2 separate regions of the Homo sapiens genome follow, and region 1 is linked to region 2. A link is a contact called in ENCODE Hi-C data. All regions are on one chromosome and are shown on one strand. The core of a region is the stretch at or near the end of the contact, and the rest is flanking DNA. Distances in the headings are between cores, read along the strand shown. Region 1 holds the start of PRC1 (protein regulator of cytokinesis 1). Region 2 holds the start of AEN (apoptosis enhancing nuclease).

What was found. Hi-C counts contacts between places; a loop is a spot of excess contacts on that map. Pooled maps may share reads with other maps.
Region 1: a loop to region 2 is called in a pooled map, with 15 times the contacts of the local background. The contact joins the promoter of PRC1 here to the promoter of AEN in region 2. A Hi-C loop is called at or near these places in 3 of 37 single-sample maps with no recorded cell type and 6 of 50 pooled maps.

What each region holds. Positions count from the first base shown.
Region 1 is chr15:90,991,788-90,999,077 of GRCh38, reverse strand. PRC1 (protein regulator of cytokinesis 1) reads left to right here and starts at 4,543. Exons shown (of 15, transcript NM_003981.4): 1 at 4,543-4,671. The coding sequence starts at 4,661. LOC124903556 (a long non-coding RNA gene) reads right to left here and starts at 4,299. Exons shown (of 2, transcript XR_007064759.1): 1 at 4,143-4,299; 2 at 1,453-1,735. VPS33B (VPS33B late endosome and lysosome associated) reads left to right here. Exons shown (of 23, transcript NM_018668.5): 23 at 24-405. The coding sequence ends at 103. RefSeq lists enhancers at 3,503-4,369, 4,370-5,237 and a silencer at 4,787-5,006.
Region 2 is chr15:88,617,434-88,624,637 of GRCh38, reverse strand. It overlaps AEN (apoptosis enhancing nuclease), which reads right to left and starts at 3,298. Exons shown (of 4, transcript NM_022767.4): 1 at 3,256-3,298. RefSeq lists enhancers at 568-1,767, 3,254-3,413, 2,743-3,416, 3,417-4,090 and a silencer at 3,044-3,233.

The DNA of each region.
Region 1 (7,290 bases), core at 3,294-5,793, 2.4 Mb before region 2:
TGCTGCTGCATTTGACTCCTTAGGCTACAGGTTCATTTTCCTGACGACAGCAGTCACAAACAGCGCTCGCCTTATGGAGGCCATGAGTGAGGTGAAAGCCTGATGTTTTTCCCGGCCAGTGTTGACATCTTCCCTGAACACATTCCTCAGTGAGATGCAGGCATCTGGCACCCAGCTGCTATAACCAAGTGTCCACCAACTACCTGCTAAGAGCCGGGAGCATGGAACGTGTTGGGATTTAGAGAACATTATCTGAGAAAAGAGTTCACTTCCTGCTCCCAGGATATTTCTCTTTTCTGTTTATGAAGTACAACCCATGCTGCTAAGATGCGAGCAGGAAGAGGCATCCTTTGCTAAATCCTGTTTGAATGTCATTGTAAATAAAGCCTCTGCTCTCAGATGTAATACGTTGGTCGTTCTGGACACGCACTTCCATCTTTATTAGTGAAAGCCCATTGGAGCTTGCTACAGGGGCTTCCTGTGCTTCTTGGCCTGGACTTTGTAGTGGCTCCAGGCCTGGTCTGGTTCTTCCCTGTAAAAATCACTCTACCACTCTGTACCTGAGTTTCCTCTACCATAAAATGAGGGAGATGGCTGAGGTGACCAGCAAGCACGTTTCCAGTTCTAAAATGTTGTGATTCATTACATTTTTGAGAAAATGACTTTGTTGTTTTAATTTAAGGAGGCACTTCAATTTTAAGCGTTTGTTTCTTATTGCAGAATGAAAGATTGTGTGCCATTAGAGCCATTTCAGGCATCAGCAAACAGTGCTCCTATAAATGTGCCAGCACCCTCCTCATTACTGATGCTAGTAGCCTTTCTCTCTCTCTTTACCTTTTAAAAATGATGAAATATAGGCCAGGTGCTGTGGCTCATGCCTGTAATCACTGCACTTTTGGAGGCCGAGGCAAGAGGAACGCTTGAACCCCGGAGTTTGAGACCAGCCTGGATAACATGGGAAGACCCCGTCTCTACAAAAAATAAAAAAATTAGCCGAGGGTGGTGGCACACACCTGTATTCCTAGCTACTGGGGAGGCTGAGGTGGGAGGATCCTTTGAGCCCAGGAGGTCGAGGCTGCAGTAAGCTGTGACCTTGTCTCAAAAAAAAAAAAAAAAAGAAGGAATTACAACCACCTATATTAGTGGCCTCTTTTCAGGCCTCTTCCAACTTGATCTCACTGATGACTATGCTTTCCTTGAAATTGTCTTATTCAGCTTCCATAATACCCTTTCTTTGTCCTCCCACAGTCTCTTAGGTTGTTCTTTGATTACTCCTCTCTGCTCATCCCATTTGCTGACATCTCCCCTCTCTCTGTCCTTTGTTGTCATCCACTTCCAGATCTCAAGCCTTCATCTCACTCCTTAGCGCCACACAAGTATTTCCTACCTGGTCATTCCACAGGCACTTCAAACTCAGCATGTACAAAATAAACTCATGAGTGGAAGCTCCTGTCCCTACTTGAATCCTTTAATCTGCTCTTCTTCCTGTATTCCCAAACTTTGTTCAAATGAGCAAAAAATTGTATTCTTGACCTCAGATTTTTTCTTTCTATGCCCCACCTTCAGCTGGTTCCCTTGTGCTATTGGTTCTTATTTCTAAATGTCTCTAGTTCATCTTCTCCTCACCATCCCTACGACAGAGGTCTTTATTGTCTCTTGCCTGGGTTTTTGCAAGAGTGTGCCTCCCAGCTGCTCATTCTTCCATCTGTTCCCCATTCCACAGTGCTGCCACTTACTAAAAGGAAGAAAGAAAATCAAAACCTGAGTTACTGGATCATCAAAAGTATTCTTCCTATAGAATAATGATCATTCTGGGCCCCGCACGGTGGCTCACACCTGTAATCCTAGCACTTTGGGAGGCCGAGGCAGGCAAATCACTTGAGGTCAGGAGTTTGAGACCAGCTTGGCCAGCATGGTGAAACTCTGTCTCTACTAAAATATAAAAATTAGCCAGCTGTGGAGGCGCGCACCTGTAGTCCCAGCTACTCATGAGGCTGAGGTGGGAGAATCGCTTGAACCCAGGAGGCAGAGGCTGCAGTGAACCGAGATCATGCCACTGGACTCCAGCCTGGGCAACAGAGCAAGACTCTGTCTCAAAAAATAAATAAATAAATAAGAATAATGATAATTCTGTATAAGAATATATTCCAAGGAAAAGGCATTCCTCAAGCATCTAGCTAGAATTTTGAGTGTTATGTCAAGCTAGTGTGCAAGACCAAAGACACTGCCAACAGGGCTGTTAATTCACAGAAAGAATAGGTGGCATCAGAAAAAGATTAAACAGTGGCAAAACATTGCACTTCCATCCAGTAGAAATATATGACCCTGTAATAGGATTTTTTTTTTTTTTTTTTTTTTTTTTTGAGAAAGGGTCTTGCTTTGTCGTCTAGGCTGGAGTGCAGTGGCGTGACCATGCCTCACTGCAGCCTTGACCTCCTGGGCTCAAGTGATCCTCCCACCTCAGCCTCCCAAGTAGCTGGAACTACAGGCTCATACCACCACACCTGGCTAATTTTTGTATTTTTTATAGAGACAGGGTTTTGCCACAGTGCCCAGGCTAAGGTCATATATTATAAACGCGTATTACACAGTGTTTTACATGCTGCGTTTATGCTCTGAATGGATATCTTTGCATCAGTTCTATGACTTTGTTAGCCTCAGCACCTCAGTGTAAAGGACAAGAGAGAAAAAATTGCCTTTTCTTTGGATACTTCATAATGCTGGTGCTAAGAACAAGTATGAAGATCACAAATTTGTGAAGCTTTCTGAAAAGCTCTCCTGTTAATTTAATCAACAAAGAATGCAAGTAAATTTTAAAAGTAGTGCTACCATCTACTCTATTAGTGGTGTCAATGTTAATCACAGAGTGCAAGGAAATTGAAAAAGTGGTGCCTGTCGCCCACTGTGTTGGTGCTGTGAATGTTTGGCATGCTGCTGACAAGTTAAAAAGAACATGGAAGCCGGGCGCGTTGGCTCACGCCTGTAATCCCAACACTTTGGGAGGCCGAGGCAGGCGGATCACCTGAGGTCAGGAGTTCAAGACCAGCCTGGCCAACATGGCAAAACCCCGTCTCTATTAAAAATACAAAAAAAAAAAGTATCCAGGCATGGTGGTGCGTGCCTGTAGTCCCAGCTACTCGGGAAGCTGAGGCACAAGAATTGCTTGAACCCAGGTAGCGGAGGTTGCAGTGAGCTGAGATTGGGCCACTGCACTACAGCCTGGGTGACAGAGCGAGACTCCGTCTCAATTAAAAAAAGTAAAAAGAACATTGAAAGCACTAATGAAGTTTTTCTGAAAATAAGAAAAATATGGTTCTGAAGGTGAAGCAAACAAGCATCCTTTACCTTTAGGGAAAAGGCATATGAAGAGGATTCACTTAAGTTACAGTTGGCCAATAAACACGAAAAATGTGCAATTTCAATTATAATCAAGTGCCAAACAAGGAAATGCCAGTATTATTATTTTACCTACAAAATGAGCAAAGATGTTTAGAAGTACAATAGAATTCAGCCCTGCTGAGGGTAACAAAAGGAGGGTACTTTTCCGGTGAGGCTTTGTGCAGAAGGCAAATTAATAAAGGGAGCATTCAGTAATTACACCTCTAGGAATCAGCCGTACGAAAATGCAGGATGCATTTATAAATACATACATACACAAAGATTTATGTATGAAGATATTCAGCCCAGCCTTATCTTTTAAATTATCATCTAAATATCAATAGCAGAATGGGCGAGATATCTACACACCAGGATTCATGCCACCATGCCACCATGAATCACTGGGAAAAAACGGTGATATATAAGCATTTAGGGATGTAACATGTTCATCGAGGAAAGGAGGCTACAAAAGTAATGTCTATTTTGAGTTTTAAATTTTTCATGTAACGATTTAGAAACTCATCTAATTTGATAACGTGACTTAGGCAAATCATTCAAATCTTTTTGCGTTTCCTCTGCAATGGCGATTGTGGAGGTTAAATGGGATAACTGGCGTTGAAACGTTCCAGGCCCATGAGCAGGACTCAATGTTCCTTCCCTTCCCCTTTAGTGTATGGCTTCTTACATCTGGGGAAGAGTCCCACCAAAGATCGATTCCAAGCTTCGCTTCTTGGATGAGCGAGGGAAACTAGGCGCTAACTTACCTATTCACCCCCGCGCCCGTTCCCGGCAGCCGGGACTCAGGGAAGCCAGGTAGCCGCGGTGCTCTCAACTCCCTCCCCGCCCGCGCACTTCGAATCCAAACTGCGCGGGGCGAGGCGGGGCGGCGCTCCGATGAGGTAGCTGGCTTGGGAGAGGAGTCCCTTGAGGCTGCCGCCAAGCCAGGGAAGCGGGAGGCGCAGGCCACGCCCGGCCACTCACAGACAGTGACGTCATCCCCCGCCGCCACTCCGGCGCTTCCCAGGCCCTGCTCGCGAGTCCCCACCCCGATTGCGCACCCGCGACTTCAGCCCGAGGGGCGGGGATTTTCTTGGAGCGACGGGACGCGACGCCAATCGCGACGAGGCTTCGCCCCGTGGCGCGGTTTGAAATTTTGCGGGGCTCAACGGCTCGCGGAGCGGCTACGCGGAGTGACATCGCCGGTGTTTGCGGGTGGTTGTTGCTCTCGGGGCCGTGTGGAGTAGGTCTGGACCTGGACTCACGGCTGCTTGGAGCGTCCGCCATGAGGAGAAGGTGCGGGTTGCGGGGAAATCGAGGGGACGCGGGAGGGAGCGACGCTCGTTTCGGCTGCGGGGCCTGTTCAGGGGTGCGGGACCCGTGCGGGGTCCCGGGCCTAGATCGTCACGGCAGTCGGCGCCGAGGGAGGCCGGGGGCGCTGAGGGGCAGGGTCTGGAGGCGGCGAGCCAGTGCGAGGGCCGCGGCGGTGAGACCTGACGCGCTGTCCGCCGGCGGCCGCAGGTGCCCGCAGGCTCAGACGCCCGGGTGGGAGCCGAGCGCCGGTGCCCGGACGCGGCAGGGTAGTCGAGGCCCGGGGCCCGGGGCGGCCTCCACCCAGGCGGTCAGCGCTGGCGCTCGGACCCCACCCTCCCCGCCCGCAGCGTCTCAGGTGCCGCTGCTTGGCGCAGATGACTCGTTGTAAACCTTCTGTGGTCGTGGCTTTTCTTTAAAGCTGTTAAGTTTATTTATCGTTGTTTTTCTTTGTTTTATTCTTTTTTTTTATTTTTGTGGAAACGCGGTCTATGTTGGCCAGGCTGGTCTCGAACTCCTGGCTTCAAGTAATCCTGCCACCTCGGCCTCCCAAAGTGTTGGGATTACAGGCGTGAGCCACCGTGCCCGGCCCGTTGTTTTTCTTTATATCTGGCCAGCGGTGTTAACGTTTTGTTTGAATTGGAAAGATAGCTTTGTTTCTTTGCAAGTTAAGAAACGGATTATGGAATTCTTTTCCGGTCGTTTTAATAACTTCCTAGGCGGTGTTGGGGAGGGACTGTCCGACTTGAAATCGGGACCAGACGGTGACACTGCCACTTACCAACCTTGTGACTTCCAAATATTAACTTTATTTTCTAAAAGTTGTGGATGCAGTTTTCTGATGATACAGCGTTAAATAATGTGTAGTTTTTGGTGGAACTGATTGTTCTAAGGCTTTGTAAGATTCTTCATTTCATGATCACTAATTCTGATCAGTCTTTTTAAAATGCTTGCCCTCAGAATAATGAGAATTGAGTGCCAACATGGTAAAACCTTGTCTTAACTAAAAATACAAAAATTATCTGGCCCTGGTGGCGCGCCTGTACCCCCAGCTTTTCAGGAGGCTGAGGCAGGAGAATCGCTTCAGCCTAGGAGGCAGAGGTTGCATGAGCCGACATCTCGACACTGCACTCCAGCCTAGGCGACAGAGTGAGACTACGTCTCAAAAAAAAAAAAAAAAGTCCATTAACAGTTTATGAATTATGTAGGCATCTCCTCTATCAAGGGATTGAATGAAGCAGGAGAAAACTTACCCTTTAATGTTGGTTCCAGGCTAATGGATATAATTAACTTTTTTTTTTTTTTTTTTTTTTTTTTTTTTGAGACGGGGTCTCACTCTGTCGCCCAGGCTGGAGTGTAGTGGCGAGATTGCTCACTGCAGCTTTGACCTCTGAGGCTCAAACGAAACTCTGGCCAGAATTAATTATGGTTATCGATCCCCGAAACAGGTTGAACTGGAGATCAACAAAGCTCCTTCTCTGGAATGCTAAGAAAAAATAGGGCAGTGGATCAGTGAAGGCTGCCTGAAGGTAGAAAATAATTTAAGGACCACTGTGAGATACCTTCCAGTCCAGTGATTTATGTTCAAGACTGGAAAAACTGACTCATTTTACAACCTTTTTGTCCTTGAGTGGTAGTCTTTGTATGCACTCTTGATTTTTTTCAGTGAATCTAAAAAAAAAACTCAGACTTGCTGCTTTTAGGGGATTATCTGAAACAATTTAGCCAGGGAGTATTTAAGTGTATCATGATAATTGTTCATAATGATTGCTCTGAAGCATCTTAAGATCATACAACTTTTTTGAAATGTCACGTTATTCATTCAAAAAGACTTCTTGGGCCTGGCACAGTGGCTCACACCTGTAATCCCAGCACTTTGGGAGGCCAAGGTGGGAGGATGACTTGAGCCCAGGAGTTCAAGACCAGCCTGGGCAACATAGCAAGACCCTGTCTCTATTTAAAAAATAATAATTTATACTAAAAAAGAAAAGAAAAATACTTCTTGAATGTTTGTTATATACAAGGAACCATTGCAAGTGTTGGGGATATAGCAGTGAGCAAAAGTGACATCCCTGCCCTCACAGAGTTTATATTCTAATAGCAAAAGAGGAGTGTAATAAATAAGTTAGTCTTAAATGGTGGTAAGTGCTATGTAGAGAAATCAAGAGGTTAAGAAGTACTGAAGGTGTAGGAAGGGGGGTTGTGGTTTTAAAGAGATGGGTCAGGAAAGGCCTCCCTGAGAAGGTGATCTCTGAGCAAAGACCTAAGAAGGAAAAGGGTGAAGCCATGCAGCATGGGGGAAAAGAGATCTAGGTAGAGGAATCAGCAAATCCAAGTGCCCTAAGGGGAGATAGCGCCTGGTATGTTCCAGAAAGAGCAAGGAGGTCGCTGTGACAGGAATAGAATGAGCACTGAGGTCAAAAGAAATGGCTTTCAGATGGAATGGGGCTCCATAGGTCTTTGGAAAGTCAGAGGCTTTTCCTTAGAGTGAGATGGCAAGTCGTTGGAGGGTTCTGAGTAGAAGATTAGGACTTGGGGCTCCTGTGTTGACAATGGACTTAAGGAGGCCAGCTTCGAAGCCGGGAGACCAGTTAAGAGGCCCCT
Region 2 (7,204 bases), core at 2,049-4,548:
TGCTGGGATTACAGGCGTGGGCCACCATATTCGGCCTAACTCAGCTCTTTGTAAATGACCTAAACTGCTAAGTTTCAGTTTTCAGGCATGTAAAATGATCCTACCACCCCCTCTACTGTGTGAAGAGGAAACGACACAATGTATGCTGGGGTCTTCCTGTATTCTGAACAGTAGGGGCTCAATAACCACTGCTCCTTCTCCCAGAGAGGTTAGACTCTAGCCCGTGGTTGGCAGCCAGCTCTTCTCAGGCCAGAGCAGCCTCCGCCTGGACTCACTGCCCTTTCCCAAGCCACAGCCTCCCTTCCCACTCACAGCCCTCCTGCTCTTTCAGACTCAGCTACTGTTCCGCCACCACCCAGAAGCCCTTCTGGAAGAAACTCTGTCCCACTGGGTTGCACAGGCCAATGCCATACTGAGGCTCTCTCGGGTCTCCACTGTGCCAGATGCTGGGCGGCTGCACAGGTGGATCCTGGACTCCAAGAAGTTTAGTTTCATGGTGGAGACAGAAACCAAGCATAAAGTGTGTTAAGGGCTGAAGCAGAGGTGCTAGGGAGGCAAAACAGGCTGGAGGACAATTCTCTGGAGGCTTCCTGGAAGAGGCTACATCTGTGTGCATGTACAACAGTAACCTTCCAGGTAGAAGGGAGAAGAATCAGTGGCCATGTTAGGGGCAAAGGCCTTAAAAAGGACTAACCCAGGGTGGAGGAAGAGGGCCCACCAGCAGCCTCAAGTCACTGGGGTGTAGAGCATAAGGCGGGTCATGCTGGAGGCACTGCTCCTCGCTCCTCTCTCCTTTGCACCATTTCATCTTCTGTTTCCTACTCTGGTGGCCCTTCCACAAGCCACCCCTACCGCAATCTGGTGTCCCCTGAATTGGTCTCTACTGGCCAAGTGAGTGGGGGAGCCCCAGAGGCACCTATGGAGGTCACTGAAATATCCCACAGTAGCCCTGACTCAGGACACTAAGTCTAGCTGGGGAGCAAAGAAATTCATCCCTCTGTGCTGAGCTCTTATAGCACAATTTGAGAATTATTACACCCTTCAAAGTCCATTGGTACACACAGTCTACCTCAGAGCTGTAAGAAGGCAGGTTAGAGCCTTGATTGTACCTTCCCCAACAGCCAGCCTAGAAGCTAGCATGTGGCAGGTCCTCTTCAGAAGGGTGTAGAAAGAGGTCTGGAGAAGATGAAAACCTGAGCAGTAGCAGCAGAGATTAAGAGAAATGGGAAGGGGATGGGAGGTGAGGTGAAATGCCAGGTTTGATGATGCCAGCATTTGCATAAAGAATCCCCACACTCTAGGGCAGGGCACCGCATCCTGACTTGACTCATCCAGACCTGACCCATCCTGACTCATCCACCCTGCTTGCTCATCCCATCCTTTCCAGGAGAAAAGGTCTCTCTTTTAAAAAGGTCTTAACTGTAACCAACTTCCTCATATTGACAGTCACATCTTAGAACTGACAAATTCAGAACCTTAATCTGCCTCAGCCCAGCAATGGGAGAAAAAAGCCTAAGAAGCCCAATGCCCACCCTGCTAATAACTAATTTGGGAAAGGGGGCTGGCGGATAGTCCCCTCCTTTCTCTGTGAGGGGCTGAGGCTAGGAGTAGGGTGGGTGGCTTTCCTGATCCTACTGGCAAGGTTTTAAAGAAGCCAGAAATTAAGTTATCTGAGAAAAGGTCTCTGTAGCCTCCTATTTCAAGAGAGGAAAGTAGTCCTTTTCCAAACACCCTGACCTTGCTTAAGAGAAGAGAGAAAGAGACCTCCCCCTCATATTGTTCTGTATTATTTTATACTCAGTACCTGTTTTAAGAAGAAACAAGGAAGCAAAACCAAAGGCAGGCAGCCCGGCGCCACGCACCAGACCCAAAACCAGACCCAAAACCAGGCCTGGGCCTGCCTGACCTTAGCCTGATAGTTAAAATTAAACCCATGACCTAGCAACCGATGTTATCCATAGATTTCAGACATTGTATAGAAGGACACTGTGAAATCTCTTGTTCTGTTCTGTTCTGTTTCACTCTGACTACCGGTGCATGCAGTCCCTGTCACATACCCCCTAGATTGCTCAATCAATCATGGCCCTTTCTTGTAAAATCTTTAGTGTTGTGAGTCCTTAAAAGGGACAGAAACTGTGCACTCAACAAGCTCGGATTTTGAGATGCTAGTCTGCCGATGCTTCCAGCTGATTAAAAGCCAATTCCTTCACTACCTCTGTGGGGTTTTGTCCGCGGCTCCTCCTGCTACATGCTGACACGTCAAAACCAACAGTCATCAAGGACACACCTCTTTGGGGACCCAAATGTAGCTCAGTGAAGCTGGAGAGAAGTTCCGCTCAGATAAAACAACCCTTTCAACAAGGACAAACACAAGCCTTTCTCTAGCCTGGACCCAGCGCTCTGGGGGTCAGACACCCGGCCTTCAGGCAGGGAGGGGGTCTGGCCTAAAGAAAGGGTCCCAGCTGCAGAGTCAATGGAGCAAAGGCCCCAAAGGAACCAAGAAGTCAGAATCCTCGGTGGCATGAGAGCCACCAACCTGCTGGCTGATCAAGAGGGCAGAGGGCAGTTCTAGACCCTCCTCTGGCACTAAGTAGCTAGATGATCTGGGGCAAGTCACGTCTCTTCACCATCAACCGAGGGCTGTGAATTAGATAAGGGCTTCCCAAATGTAGTTAATTACCATATGACATCTGATGAAAGGCTGATTTTCAGGCCCACTCCCACACCGTCCTAATTGCTATTTTGGGGAAAGGGGCCTGAGAATCTAGATTTTTAAAAAGAGCGCGGACGACCCCTACCCTCAAGCCACAATTCTGATAATCGCCCAAACCTGAAAAAACCTGGCTCGATAAGGTCCCCTGTGCTGCTAAAAAGTCCACGGAACAACGACAACAACTAAAGTCTGCTATCCTGGCACGACCTCCCCGCCGGCTGGCGTTCTCCCAGGCGTGACGCGTGGGAGGCCTGATCTCACCGGGAAGGACTCGGGCGTTGGTCACTTGCTGGCCGCGGCAGCTGGGCCGAGTCCCAACGACCAGCGCCGCCCCCTCTGGCCCTGGACCCCCGAGCAGAGCGAGGGCTGGAGACAGGCGGCGCCCGGCCTGCTTTTCTGCGGGCCGGTAGGGCAGGGTCAGCCCAGTTCAGGCGTCCCCGCCGCAGGCCGGGGCGGAAACAACGCGCGGGGACCTGCGACCCGGGACACGCGGCCTCAGCCCGCCCGACCCCGCCGCCCCGGTGCAGGGTCCTGGATCTCACCTGAAGCCCCGCGTGTCTCTTCCGGTCTGCACGTGGCGTCCGGAAAGCCGGCAGCTCCCACATGCCCGGGCAAGCCCGGCTCCGACTGCCCGCCTATTGGCTCGCTGGACGGCAGCGCCCGCCCAAGACCTCTTCTGATTGGTCGAGCCTGCCTGGCAGCGGGGAGGCGGGCGAGAGCAGAAGGGGAGGGACTCCTGAAGAGGGCGTAACTCGTGCTGCGAGCCGGCCATACTGGCGGGAAATTTTAAAGAGAAGGGAAGGGAGACTGACCTCCTGTCGTCCCTGCCCGGTCCCATCAGTGTTCCCCGGCTCCAATCCACTCCTCTACCTGGGTCGGGATGTGGGCTCCTGTAAGCCTGGTACCACCAAAGGCCGAATGACTTACTGAGTACACCCACATCTGCAGATTGGGAACATCGGCCCTTACCTCCTCGGGTGTTCTGGGATTCAAGGAAATAATATACACAGTAGGCACTAAAGAGAGACTTTGAAAGTCAGGTTTCCTCCGTCAGCGCTGCTTTTTCATTTATTCTTTTGCAACACTTGACTCCTAAGTATTAAGTTCCTACGTGGGCTTGGCAGTGGGATGCACACAATAAACACATAAGCATCCTGAGTTGTTTATCTAACAGCAGGGAAACAGCAAGGTTAACAGAAAATTCAGTGCAACATGAGGCCGGGGCGCGGTGGCTCACGACTGTAATCCCAGCACTTTGGGAGGCCGAGGCAGGTGATCACCTGAAGTCAGGAGTTTGAGACCAGCCTGACCAACATGAAACCCCATCTCTCCAAAAATACAAAAATTAGCCGGGCGTTGACGGGAGCCTGTAATCCCAGCTACTCGGGAGGCTGAGGCAGGAGAATCGCTTGAGCCCAGAAGGCGGAGGTTGCAGTGAGCCGAGATCGCGCCATTGCACTCCATCCAGCCTGGGCACCAAGAGCAAAACTCCGTCTCAAAAAAAAAGAAAGAAAGAAAGAAAGAAAATTCAGTGTAACATGAGTAATAACAAGAACAATAATAAACAGTTCACACGTATTATGTGAGCACGAATGATGTGCCAGGCAAAATACTCAGTTAATTTGTACAATGACCTTACTATTATTTCAGTTTTACAGTTAAGGAAATTGACACTTAAATTAAGGAGAAACACCTAGAATCCAAAGATCCTTACCTAAGCAGTCTGACTTCTCTTAGTTCACATTTTGCAAGCAGAAGTGATTTGGAAACGTACCTGTGATGAGAAATAAGCTAGGAGCTCTTTCTGATGGGAGTACAAATTTGAGGGAAGCAGGACAAGGGATGAGGTCACAAGAGAGATCAATCCTTTTACCCAGGCCCCTGAAGGCTTTGGGGAGGCAGAGGGATTTAAGCCATAGATAGTTTACCAGTGAATCTGCATTTGAAAAAACTTGTTCTGGCTGCAGCATAGAGAGGAATGGATGAGGACTGGAGAAAGGAGTGGGGGAGTGTTTGTGGAAATTTGGAAGATCATGATGTCCAGAGTGGTGTGGAGGATAAAGAGCTCCCCACCTAAGTAGCATTTGAAATGACAGATTCAAATGCTACTTAGGAGGCAGCGTTGATCAGAGAGCAGAGGGGAAGGGGTTATAGGACAGCGGTCTTCAGGCATGGGGACTGTGGGAGGTAAATCTGGGGCAAGGAGAGTTTTTTTTGTTTTGTTTGTTTTTGTTTTTGAGATGGAGTCTCACTCTGTCACCCAGGCTGGAATGCAGTGGCACAATCTCGGCTCACTGCAACATGTGCCTCCCGGGTTCAAGTAATTTTCCTGCCTCAGCCTCAGGAACAGCTGGGATTACAGGCACGTGCCACCATGCCCAGCTAATTTTTGTATTTTTAGTAGAGATGGGGTTTCACCATGTTGGTCAGGCTGGTCTCGAACTCCCGACCTCGTGATCCACCCACCTTGGCCTCTCAAAGTGCTGGGATTACAGGCGTGAGCCACCACACCCAACCAAGGAGAGTTTTAAGAGAGTCAATATCCAGATCCTCTGCTTCCATGGTGCTGGGCCTCAGAATATGCCTGGGGTCTTTGGGGTTCAGCTTCCCTCTCCTCATGTGTAACCAGCTGTCTCCCACTTTTCAAAGGCAATTCACACTGCACCTGTTCTAAATCTTGCTCTGCTGCATTACCTTGGGAAATAAAAGTCTCCAGGAGAAACAATAGGGCAATTCTAAATAATGTATTAATTATTGTTGAGGACGGGGCAAGAAATCCTTCTACAAGTCAGGTGGTTTCTCATTCTTTGCTTTCACCAAGATCCAAGGAGGATCTAATCATGTTGTTAGGTCATTAAAAACATTTTCTTGAGACCAAGGCTGGAGGACTGCTTGAGGCCAGGAGTTTGAGACCAGCATGGGCAACATAGCAAGATCCTGTCTTCACAAAAATAAATAAATGTGGAGGTGTGTGCCTACAGTCCCAACTACTGGGGAGGCTGAAGTGGGAGGATCCCTTGAGTCCAGGAGTTAGAGGTTACAGTGAGCTATGATTGAGCCACTGCACTCCAGCCTGGGTGACAGAGCCAGACAGACCCTGTCTCCAGTAAACAAATAAATGAATAAATAAATAAATACATGAGTATAGATAATTATCAGGAATTTAAAAGAAGTGGGAGAATTGCCAGACTAAAACCCTTCCCATTTCTCTATGGTTTTAATGTAAACAATGTTTATCAGGCTTACAACTATAAAATCAAAACAACAGACTCACCTCTGTCTCATTCTTACAAAAAGTGATACTCATCTCTGGACTCACAAATTTATGGAAAAATAACTGGCTCAATCCATCTCCTTCAAAGATATATTTTCCATGACATTTTAATGAAGATTAATTAACTTGTATGTTTAAAGATTCTCTCATATAATGAAATGCTATGCATGTATTTTAATCATATGTACTACTAATAATTACAACAACATTTCAATCTAGAAGGAAAAAAAATTAACCCTTAGAACCTCATGGTCACAGAAAATTTTTTAGAGTTAACAAGTTCAAATTTATCTGCATAATTGTGTGACAGAAATGTACAATAGGGTGCTTCATAAAATATTACCAAGCATGAAAATATATTATGCTTGGATAAAACTCCGTAGCAGAAGCTGAAGAAGAAAAAAAGAATGTTGCATATTATGTCAAATAAAAAAACAGACCCAGATTTGATAAAGAGAGATTTTATTTAAAAGGATGATTTTGGGGTGGGGTGAGGGTGGTAAGACTCTGTAAACAGGGAGAACACTCAGGCCATAAATCTACAAACTCTCAAGGGGTAGGCAAAAAGGGATTTTCTTTTATAGGAAGGAGTAAACCAGTCTAGAAAGAACCTGGTGTAGGTAAGTGGGATGAACGAGAGTGACAGGGTGGGGCAGTAGATCAGAGATTGCTTTATCCTGAGGCCAGCCTGTTCTCAAGGGGGCTGTTACAGAGGGATTTCATGCTGGTTTAGGCTGAGGGTGGGCCAAAATTCAGAGGCCTTGGGGAAGGACAAAAGCTTAACCAAAGTTTCATTAATGAGCATTTTTTTCCAGCTGATCAATGGGCCAAGCATTTCAGCTAGTCACTTATGAGGCAAATGGGAATTGGGGCTATCTGTATCCGGTCTAGTAACAGGGTATAGTGGGGAATCGCCATAGAGGGGAATCCATGAGTTTTATCTCAGTCATTGCAGTGAGCCATTTCCAGAACCCGAGAGACGGGGTTGAGGTGGGGTTAGGGGGTAAGGGGTTAATCATTGCTGTTCTCTAGGAGCACAGTGCTTAGGTAAAACTCAACATTGTCATAAATAGTTTTTTCATGTACTTTAAAAATGAAGGCCGGGCGCTGTGGCTCACGCCTGTAATTCCAACACTTTGGGAGGCCAAGGCGGGTGAATCACCTGAGGTCTCAAGTTTGAGACCAGCCTGGCCAACATGGTGAAATCCTGTCTCTAC